2 separate regions of the Homo sapiens genome follow, and region 2 is linked to region 1. Evidence: chromatin contacts called from ENCODE Hi-C data. All regions are on one chromosome and are shown on one strand. The core of a region is the stretch at or near the end of the contact, and the rest is flanking DNA. Distances in the headings are between cores, read along the strand shown. Region 1 holds the start of C7orf57 (chromosome 7 open reading frame 57). Region 2 holds the start of SEC61G (SEC61 translocon subunit gamma).

Region 1 (5,321 bases), core at 1,211-3,710:
AAATACTGAGGCCGATTATGTGGTAGAAAGATGATTATGTCATAAAGTATAGAAAATAAAAACATTGAGATATTCTTATTATAAATAAATTATTCTTGTATCATGTTTTAATTTCCATGGCATCATTACCTACATTCTTGTCTGATCTGGTTTGCAAATATTTGTAATTTCAATCACACTGCAAAAGTCAAAAGTTGGCTAGGTGTGGTGGCTCATGCCTAGAGCCCCAGTGCTTTGGGAGGCTGAGGCAGGAACATTCCTTGAGGCCAGGAGTTGGAGACCAGCCTGGGCAACATAGCAAGACCATTGTCTCTAAAAAAAATTTAAAAATTAGCTAGATGTGGTGCTGTGGGCCTGGACTCCTAATTACTCAGGAAGCTAAGGTGGGAGGATCTCCTGAGCTTAAGAGTTCAAAGCTTCGCTGAGCCATGATCACACTAATGCCTTTCAGCCTGGATGACAGAGCAATATCCTGTCTCAAAAAAAATAAAATAAAAATAAAATAAAAAGTTTCTTCTAAGGAATGATAACACTTCATTATCACTGAACTTATGATTTCAGCCAGTCAAGAAGGTTATCAACTTGGATGAATGCTGTACTTTTTTGTTAATCCAATGGAGAATAGAGATGCTCTTTGGTCATGACAGCTCCAGTTATTATGATCAATTAAAAAAAAAAGAATAACCTTCTTGACTAGGCACGGTGGCCCATGCCTGTAATCCCAGCACTTTGTGAGGCCGAGGCAGGTGGATCACGAGGTCAGGAGTATGAGACCAGCCTGGCCAACATGGCAAAACCCCATGTGTACTAAAAATACAAAAATTAGCCAGGCGTGGTAGCACGTGCCTGTAATCCCAGCTACACCGGAGGCTGAGACAGGAGAATTGCTTGAACCCAGGAGGTGGAGGTGGCAGTGAGCCAAGATCACCCCACTGCACTCCAGCCTGGGCGACAGAGCAAGAGCAAGGCTCTGTCTCTAAATAAATAAATAAACTTCTCTTGACCATACAATCCCGTAGCTAGAGGATGCTGTGACTTGCACAAACAAAAGCATTTGTCATGCTTGGCAATAACCTAAGAGCGTGTATATGCAGTGGAACAAACATTTGACATTGCAGTATGAAGTCTTGATTACTCATGACTGGACCACTGAAGATGCTTAGAATTCATTATGATATTATATTAGAGCAGGATAAACCACAGAATTAGAGTTAATTCCTGCACAAAAACTATCTTCTCTTTAACCAATTCTGATATTACCTGTCTCCTGCTAGATTTCTAAGGCTATACTCGTGTAACAGAAACAGACTCATGTTCAGTTCAAGTTGTCAAATACCCACCATTATGAAAAGTCTTGATTTAAAAAAAAATTTTCAACAAGAGAAAACCAAGGCTGCTAACTGTTGCTGCAGTCGTTGGAACAACAGGATTTCTTTGAATGTTCTCTGTATCAACTTATCCCCTCAAACTCTCACAAGCGGTTACCACCGGGTAAGTAGCCCTTATTATTTTTGCCAGGGTTGTATAGGGCTTTCTGGGTATCAAAAGTGTCTCCTACTGAACTGCGCCATAGCTGTTGGTGTCTATTGGCCTCACCAAGCATATGCCAGATAGATAATCTTCATTCCCATGAAGCACCATTGGTAATATACTCATTGTACTTTCTGTAGATCTCAAAATCCAGGCAGGCAACAAGTTTACACTTAAGCCAAGTGTTTGGAGTTCTAAACGCGATTCCATATAAATATGGTTAAGAGCTTTAAAAAAAGTCTCTCAACTTATAAAACAGAAATATTCTCAAAAAATAAGATATAAGGAAGAATGTTCACATGATAATTTTATTATCGACACACAATTTCCAAATACTTATTAGTCTTGAAAAAAATGCATTAGATGAGAAATTTGCAAGCAAATTTGTCTAAAATTAAGGATTCCTTTACTAAGTGAATCATTACTCCTGCATCTCATTAGTAAATTCTTTTTATGTTTTATTTTTGTATACTGGTGGGGTGTTTTGTTTTGTTGTGTTTTTAGGGTGAGACAGTTATACTTATTTGGAAAACGTGATGCATGTCCCCAATTTTTCTGGACCGCTCTACAGTAACTGTGGTTCCCAGCCAGAGCGGCATGAGGAGGACTGAGGCCTGACTCTCTTCCTGCGTCCACGTCCCCACGTCCCCACGCCCCCACACCCCTGCAACAGTAAGGCCCTGCTCCCACCCCCGCTGCGTCCCGCCCGGTTCCCCGTGGCATCGCTGCGCTGCCCTGCCCTGGTCCGGCTCTGGGCTACGGGCAGTTGACAGGCGGCGCCCGCGCTCCGCTTCCTGCCCTGATTGGCCCACCGCTCCCCCTCAGGCTTCCCCTATTGGCTGACAGTGCTCCAGCCGCGCCCGCCGGTTGGCCGTTCAGCCGTTGCCCTGGCGACGCCGATGTTGTGGTTCCGCGGCGCGCTGGGAGTTTGGGTTTGGTTGGCTGCAGCCAGCCAGCCGTGTAAAAACTCCAACGCCGGGCGCCGCGGGCAGCACCCACGGAGACCCGCGGGGAGCTGGTGAGCCTGAGCGGGCTGGAGGACAATGGGGGCGCCCACTGTGGTCCCGGGCCTTGTCCACTGTGCGGAGCTCGCAGTGCGGGCAGTGCGCGCCGGGGCTGGAGGGAGGGGACCACCTTGTCGCCGGGTTGGGATGAGCACAGGGCGGGATCTCCAAGCCTGCCCAAGTCCCGCGGCCCCTTGGTTACCTGTTGCTTATCCTCTCTGTACTTGCTGTGTCCCTGGCGTGGACGTGCCTGTACTGGATACCCGGCGTGACGTGCCCCCTCTGTGTGCCCCGCACGCACGTGTCTCTGCTGAATACCCCGCGTGAATGTGCCCCTGCTGTGTACCCGGAGTGCGTACGTCCCTGCTGTGTACCCTGTGTGGACGTGCCCTGCTGTCTACCCGGCGTGCGTGTGTTCCTGCTGTATACCGGCGTGATGTGCTCCCTTCTGTTTACCTGGCGTGGACATGCCCCCTGCTGTATACCCTGCATGGAAGTGCCAGCGCTAGGCGATCGTAAGGCGCCTGCAGGCGTGTCAGGGCGAGGCGTACAGACCGACCCAGAGCGGGCGCGCGGATTTTGCTTTTGCAGCTGCAGCTCCTGGCAACTGGTCAAGCAGGCAGCGTCCAGCGCACCCGCGAACACCAGGTCCGGCAGCATCTGTCTTTTCCCGCAGCGTGCAGCGCCTGACCATGAGGAACACAAGCAAGGAACTTCAGGGCGCCACGCACCGCTACGCTCCCTGCGGTGAGTGCGCCCTGAGCGCGTCCCGGCCAGAAAGAGCTGGGTGCGTGCACTCTGCTTGCTAGACACGCTGTGGACCCAACGTCCTCTATGTGGGCTGGAGGGGGGTGTGAACGATGGAGGACCAAGTGATAAAACTAACAAGTCAAAGAAAGCCACAAACTGCTCCTGTGCCTGAGTGTGAAATCAAGACTTAAATATGAGTGGGGGGAGTCTTGTTTTTCTTTATTTTCAACAAGAGAGAACCAAGGCTACCTATCTTGGTTCAATCTGGAGCAACAGGATCCCTTGGAAATTTTCTTTGTCATAGTTCAACCCTATACAATTCTCACAACTGCGTTCCTGAATGTTGACCTGGGAAGTTTCTTCTCTAGCAGAATCCCCTAGGAATTTCACTGAATCCCTAGCCCTTGCTCCTACTTTAGACCCCAAGCAAGTTAAATATACATTCTGGGTTTAGTGTCTGGATACAGGAAAAGGAATTCAGTGAGGTTCATGTCTTCTTATGTGCCAGGGTTTGAAGTGGAGGAGAGGGGAAGGAAGAAGAAGTCTTGAGATGCTGTCTTCTGGGTTTTTTTTTTTTCCTTTTGCTATTGCTTTTTTATTTGTGAAAGGCTGTAGGAGGGTAGAGAAGAGGGTCCTGGGGATCAGCTGGGACAGCTGAGTTGCAGCTGGTCGGCACCCTGGAGCCAGCACATTTGCTCAGAAGTGAACCAAATGTGACCCTTCTTCATACTCTAAACATGCTGCTAGCCCAGAGCTCTACCTTGTGACCACTATTGAAGATAGTGTGGCCATGCTGGGGATTGGAAAGGGGACAGCACAGAAGGCCTGGCTGATTTGCCTTTTCCCAGTAGGCTCTGGAGCCTTTATGTGACTTCTGGGTGCCTTCTAGTGACCTTGTCTGTATGAACAGCAGTAAGGAACACTAACAACTGCCAGGCACTGTTCTAAGTGCTTTGTATTAATATACACTAACTCATTTAACCTCATAACAATGCTACAAGGTAACATTACCCCCATTTTATAGAGTTTGGAGTAATTTGCCCAAGGTCACACACTTCGTAAGTGGCTCCACAGCTGTTCTGTGAGGCCACAGCAGCCTAAAGCAGGAGCCTGTGCCCCTGCGGGTATGTGAACATATAACACACTGCCTTGTGCCTTAGAGACCAGAAGAGCTGGGGGATCTTCAGTTCATCTCATAGACTGTCACAGACTGTGTTTCCTCACTGATTAAATAAGAGTACTAATATATGGCAAATGAGAAGGCAGGGAAGGCTATATATATATATAAAAAATCTATAGGATAGTAAATGACTGATATTGTACAAGTGCCAACAATTTTTTGCATGATAAAAGCTGAGATAACTCTTAGTCCCTTTAACCCTCTGTGTGTGTGTGTGTGTGTGCGCGCGCGTGCGTGTGTGTGAGGTGGTCACAAATGGTTCTTACTGATCCAGGCCCTCATTCTCTGAGTGCCTCCTTTGTATGCATTTACAAATGGCCAACCAGATTCGAGTTCAGTGCCTGTCCACAGCTTCCAGTAATGAGAAGAAGGTAGAAGACACACTGTTCTCTGTGGATTAATTAGTAATCAAAACACAGAGCGGAAAAATAATGCAACAATCAAACGCCTTCTCTCAAATAGAAAATATTTGAACTGAATATGATCGGAGTATGAAGCTGCTAAATTCTCTTATTCATTCTTAAATTGATTCTCTGTGATCTTTTGTGCAATTCTTTAAATCTTTTCCAATTTTTTTCTTTCCTTTTCGAAACCATATAGTGTTGATTCAGCTATTTAATGTCTTTTACATACTTAAAAGATTGTCTGTATTAAATACCATCCATTAAAAATTCAATGTCTAAGCTTTTAGCTTTAAAGGATGGTTACTTCTCATTTCTCTGTGCTTACATAAATCAATTTATTCAGTACTATTTTCCTGTGCATCTACTGTAATAGTCAGCATTCTCCAAACCAAAATAACCAACAGCATATCCATGTCTATCTTTCTATATACATATAGATAGATAGATAGATAG
Region 2 (5,321 bases), core at 2,057-4,556, 6.7 Mb after region 1:
ACATATTTTTTGCACTGTCACTGAAAGTATGGGAAAAAAACTATCAGCAACATAAATGAACTTAACTAGTATACATTTCTCCTGTTAATAGATATATAATTTAAAAATAAAAAGGTGAGACTATTAACAGTAAACAAGTTGTTTGACAGGTTTTAAAATTTCCATGTTTTGTTGATATTTAAGGAAACAAATAATAATGCATATCTGTCCTAGTGAGTTCATCAGCAAGTACTAAAAATATTTTTTCTTCTTAGCAAATGACCAGAAAATACCAAAAACAAAAAAAGGTCATGGATGAAAGAAATATACATTATTTTTCTTAAGTTTTAAAATGTAACATTGTAATTTTTATCATAACATATCAATTATATGGGCAGAAACATACCTTTTTTGGGTACATTATAAACGATGGGTCCGGTGCCTTTGCTATTATGATGAAGCCAAAAATAAGACTTGAAAAATCAAACTGGGCTGGGCCCAGTGGCTTGTGCCTGTAATCTCAGCACTTTGGGAGGCCGAAGTGGGCAGATCACCCGAGGTCAGGAGTTTAAGACCAGCCTGGCCAACATGGTGAAACCCTGGCTCCACTAAAAATACAAAAATTAGCCGGGCGTGGTGGCGCATGCCTGTAATCCCAGCTACTCAGGAGGCTGAGGCAGAATTGCTTGAACCCAGGAGGCGGAGGTTGCAGTGAGCCGAGATCGCGTCACTGCACTTCAGCCTGGGCAACAGAGTGAGACTCTGTCTGAGTTGAGCACAATTTTATAAAACATTACACTGGTAATGTTGTCATTTTATGTTACTTCCTAAGAGAAGCTTTCCCTGATCTCCTGACTTGGTTAGTCCTCCTATTATGTGCTGTCAAACTTCCTTCTAGTTATCTTCCATAATACTTAACACAGCAGTAATTAAAAAATATAACCGCAATAATTTGTTTATGACAGTCTTCCTTGGTAAGAGTCTAAGCTCCATGACAGCAAGGACTATTCTCTTTACTATAATATATACATGTTATATACTATATTATATACTATATACTATACTATATATATACTATATACTATATATACTATATACTATATACTATATTATATACTATATACTATATTATATACATGTTATATTCTCTATTATATTACCAGCTCCTAACTCAATGAATGAATAAAAGTAGACAAATTTAACACATGAATCATGATAAATAACAAAATTAACTTTCTAGTTTGGCAAAAACTATATTGTTGGTTTCATGTTAAGGTTTTGTTCGTTGGGGTGGGAGCTGAGTAGGGAGACTTCAAAGCTTTTCCAAAGAGAAAATATGTAAGATACTAAAAGTCATAAAATGTTACTAACTAAAATGTTACATGGAACATAAGGCTGTAATAAATAATCTTACACCATTTGAAAATACATAAAAATTTAGACGAGTAAAAAATTTAGGAAGAAGTGACAACGTTAAAAAGCTGTCGCGCAGGATCAATCAATAAAAATGTTGATCAAAGTAATGCAAGGGCTATTAATCAAGATGTTAATCAAACAAAAGGCTTAGAAAATGCAAAGATTTAATTTTTTCTCTCATAGTCAAGCAATTACCTTTTCTATCAGGTTTAGTGCATCTTTTAACCAGCCGAATGGAGTCCTTTACAAACTGCCGACTTGGCTCAACAAACTGCATTACCTGATCCATGACTGCCTGTTTAAAACAAAAAAGATACTCACTGGTATTGGTTCTCATACAATAAGCACTTGCTCATTTATATAAAGATGTAAATGAGACCAGCCACTGAATTCACGTCTAACATGGGTCAATTCCACCTCCTAAAATAAAACAAAAAACAAACTCCAAAGCCTAAATTGATATTATTTTTGGAAATTTCAGTTAATTATCAAAGGCAATAAGAAAAGCACAGATCTTACTCATGATATCTTCACTGACAAAGAACAGCACACGCAATATAAAAAGCCTATCTCTATTAAAAGGTTAAAAAAGGTTACGCAATTGGTAACACATCCATTCCTTTTCTCACTCTGCAGTCCCATCCATTTCTCATTCTACAGTCCCCTCACCGCTCCTAAGGAACCATCAGTGTTGAGATCCAACAATTACTTTCCATATTTTATTTTAAACTACGCAGAAGCCAGTGTCTTGTACAGTGAATGCCAACTACGGTGCTGCAAGAGCCTAGAATAGAGGCAAACGTGAATTTCAACCTTGATTTTTCTAAAACGTGCCAATACAACATACTTTTCTAAAGTATAAAGAATGGCTAAAGGAAGACGCAAATTCTGAGAAGCTACTAGCTAAATTTCAAACTTTTCGATTTGAACACATCTTTTAAGGAAACAGGGCTATATATTTTACCATACAGGTTCTTTTGAGGAATCTATTACCCAATAGAAATGTTATCCGATCTTAGCTTTGAGAGCCACTGCTATAGTAAGTAAAGCAGCCAGGGTGTTATTTGTATTTTCCTCCATTTCCAGTACTCAGAACAGTGGCCAGGTGGTAGTTCAAATCACTGGCTATGGAATGTAAACCTCTGTAAGCCCCAGTTGCCTTCCTTAGTGTAGGGTGTGGACAACGAAATGAAATAATGTCAATGAAACACCAGGAATTCTGCAACGTTCTGGGGGCAAAAACACAGTAATGTCTGTTTTCTCAGTATTTCACTCAACTTTGCTCTTGAAATCCAAAGGGCTTAAACTTTTTGTAATCATAGTTGTCACGAAGGAAGCTAAGAATTCTTTATCCAGAAAAACGCACGCTACACACAATACCGCACTCAATGTCAGGGGTAGAGATCCAAAAACCAACTATGATCTCTCGAACTAGACTCTAGACCAATGCTCTCACTTTAAACCACGGAAGCGGCGGCAGGACCAGAGCTGAGTACAGCTCTTCCCAGACAGGACTCCACAACAGCACACAGAGCCAACCCCGAAGGGATCGGGCAGCAGGACATCATCTTTGGCTGCAGCACAGAAGACGCCGGGGCAGGACGCTAAGCCCTGGAGCCCCGCGGGCCGGCCACCCAGCTCGCCGGGAGTCCGCGGCCCTGGGTCTGCCTTCCGCCAGAGGCCGAGTTGGTGGGATGTCGGCGGCCAGACCCCGGCCCTGAGCCAGGGGACCACTTACCGCCCGCCCCGCGACGGCCGCCCGGGGAGACACGCCGGCTCGCCCACGCCCGCTGCCCCCAAGAGTCGCAAAGGTGTGGCCGCCCCGTTCGCCCGTACCGACCGGTGGGAAGAAACTCACCTACCCAACCGACACCTAAAATGCCAGGGACACGTAGCACTGGAGCTTGCTGATGGAGGCCCACCGGAACCGGAATCCGGGTTTCTGCCAACAGCCCGCCCACTCCTCCGTCCTATTGGTTCCTTACGCGAAACCTCAGTGCGCAAGCGCAGCGCGACGTGCGCCCGGCCACGCTTCCTGGAAGAGATGCATTGCGGAGCTCGCTAGTTGGGGCGTTGGCCTTCCTTAGGAGTGTGAGTCTAGCGTTATCCCTTTTTTCCGGCTGGATCCCGGGTTACCCCACCAGCCCGACCTCAACCCACTCACGTCCACAGCACGAGCCCCAGCGGCCTTGCGCGGTGCTTGCTCTCTAGTAGCGGCTGACTAGGTAAATCCTAAGTTGTGGTTTTTTTTCCTGCGGTCCAGCTTGATGTGTGTCCTTACGGTACATACTTTTTGTATGTATATAATGTTGGTCGAAATGAAGCTTATGAGCAATATAATGTTATGGCCTAATTCAAAATAGTATCCCCACCCCAAACTTTGACTTTGGCTGTCATTCACGGTAATGAATGCCGCTGTAATTGAGGCCTTTGTCAAACGCTAGGTTTGGTTACGGGAGTGGTCATAATGTACACACAGCTCCCCACTTACCCACAAGGATGCATTCCAGGAACCCCCCGCCGGATGGCTGAAACCGTCAGTAGAGACGGGGTTTCACCATATTGGCCAGGCTGGTCTTGAACTCCTGACCTCGCGATCCACCCGCCTCGGCCTCCCAAAGTGCTGGGATTACAGACGTGAGCCACCGCGCCCGGCCATGTTTCCTTTTAGCAATGGAGCATAACGGGATCTGAGGAACAATATAACTCAGGAAGAGCTGATGGAACATTAAGACGTGTTACAACTCTCAGTGCTTCTTAAACTTCTTCAGTAACTGAAATCTCCTGTTAAGTTTTTTAGTAAATGAAATTTGTAACCCCAGAACCTCCAGATATTGATTCAGTGGGTCAGGGTTAGAGGTCACACACCTCCGTATATCTGACTGTAGGTGGTCCATACACACTACACATACCTTGCCTTAGCTTTAAGAGTCACTTTTAAATTCTGAACAGACTGAGATGCGTTTGACTAGTTCTTCATCCCTGGGACTTCAGCCCATGTGTCATCTCCTTAGAGGCCTATAGTGACCATCTAAGGCAATCCTGTCTATCTCATGCTCTTTTTTCCTTTTTCACAATACCTTCTTCATTTGCTGCATAGCATTTGTATTAACATTTATTTATTTATTCCTCGGTCTGTCTCCCTACACTGTAAATCCCCTTACTAGACCATAAGCTCCAAGTGGGTATAATATAGCATCTAGTAAAGTGCTAAACACAGTAAATGCTCAATAAATAATTTTCAAAAAAATAATTCATTCCAAAAAAACATAAAATCACATGTTGGCAAGTTCACCCCAACCACCAAATGTCTGAGTTGACAGTATTTTCAGCAAAACACAGAAAATCAAGTAACACATACAGTGGTTCCCCTTATCCAAGAAAATCTGGTTCAAAAAGAGATGTGTACCAGAAGGTAATCTGGGAGAGGCCACATTCAAATAACTTTCATTACAGTGTATTGTTATAATTGTCTACTCACCTGATTTCGGGAGTTTGAGACCAGCCAGACCAACGTGGAGAAACCCCGTCTCCACTAAAAATACAAAAATTAGTCTGGAATGGTGTCGCATGCCTGTAACCCTAGCTACTCAGGAGGCTGAGGCAAGAGAATCCCTTGAACCCGGGAGGTGGAGGTTGCAGTGAGCTGAGGTCACACGACTGCACTCCAGCCTGGGCAACAGAGCAAGACTCCGTCTGTAAAAAAAAAAAAAAAAAAAAACAGGCTGATAACAGCAAATCTGTGCAAAAATACGTAACAATCAGAACTCTAGAACTCTAATTCCTGGTTACTAGGAGTGTAAAATGGCATAACCCTTTTGGGAAAAGTTTAGTAGTTTATCATAATATGAAGCATATATACACCACCTATGGCTCCACAATTCCAATTCCAGGTACTTATTGAAGATATATGAAACTAAATTCAC

What was found. A loop is a pair of places that touch in the nucleus more often than their neighbours do. Pooled maps may share reads with other maps.
Region 2: a pooled map shows a loop between it and region 1 (7-fold over the local background). The contact joins the promoter of SEC61G here to the promoter of C7orf57 in region 1. A Hi-C loop is called at or near these places in 3 of 50 pooled maps.

The regions. Positions count from the first base shown.
Region 1 is chr7:48,033,083-48,038,403 of GRCh38, forward strand. C7orf57 (chromosome 7 open reading frame 57) reads left to right here and starts at 2,461. Exons shown (of 9, transcript NM_001100159.3): 1 at 2,461-2,548; 2 at 3,126-3,281. The coding sequence starts at 3,227. It also overlaps a transcript of SUN3 not described here. RefSeq lists a silencer at 2,340-2,619.
Region 2 is chr7:54,755,905-54,761,225 of GRCh38, forward strand. SEC61G (SEC61 translocon subunit gamma) reads right to left here and starts at 3,307. Exons shown (of 4, transcript NM_014302.4): 1 at 3,254-3,307; 2 at 1,591-1,690. The coding sequence starts at 1,684. SEC61G-DT (SEC61G divergent transcript) reads left to right here and starts at 3,409. Exons shown (of 3, transcript NR_110040.1): 1 at 3,409-3,620. RefSeq lists a silencer at 2,957-3,276 and an enhancer at 3,510-4,445.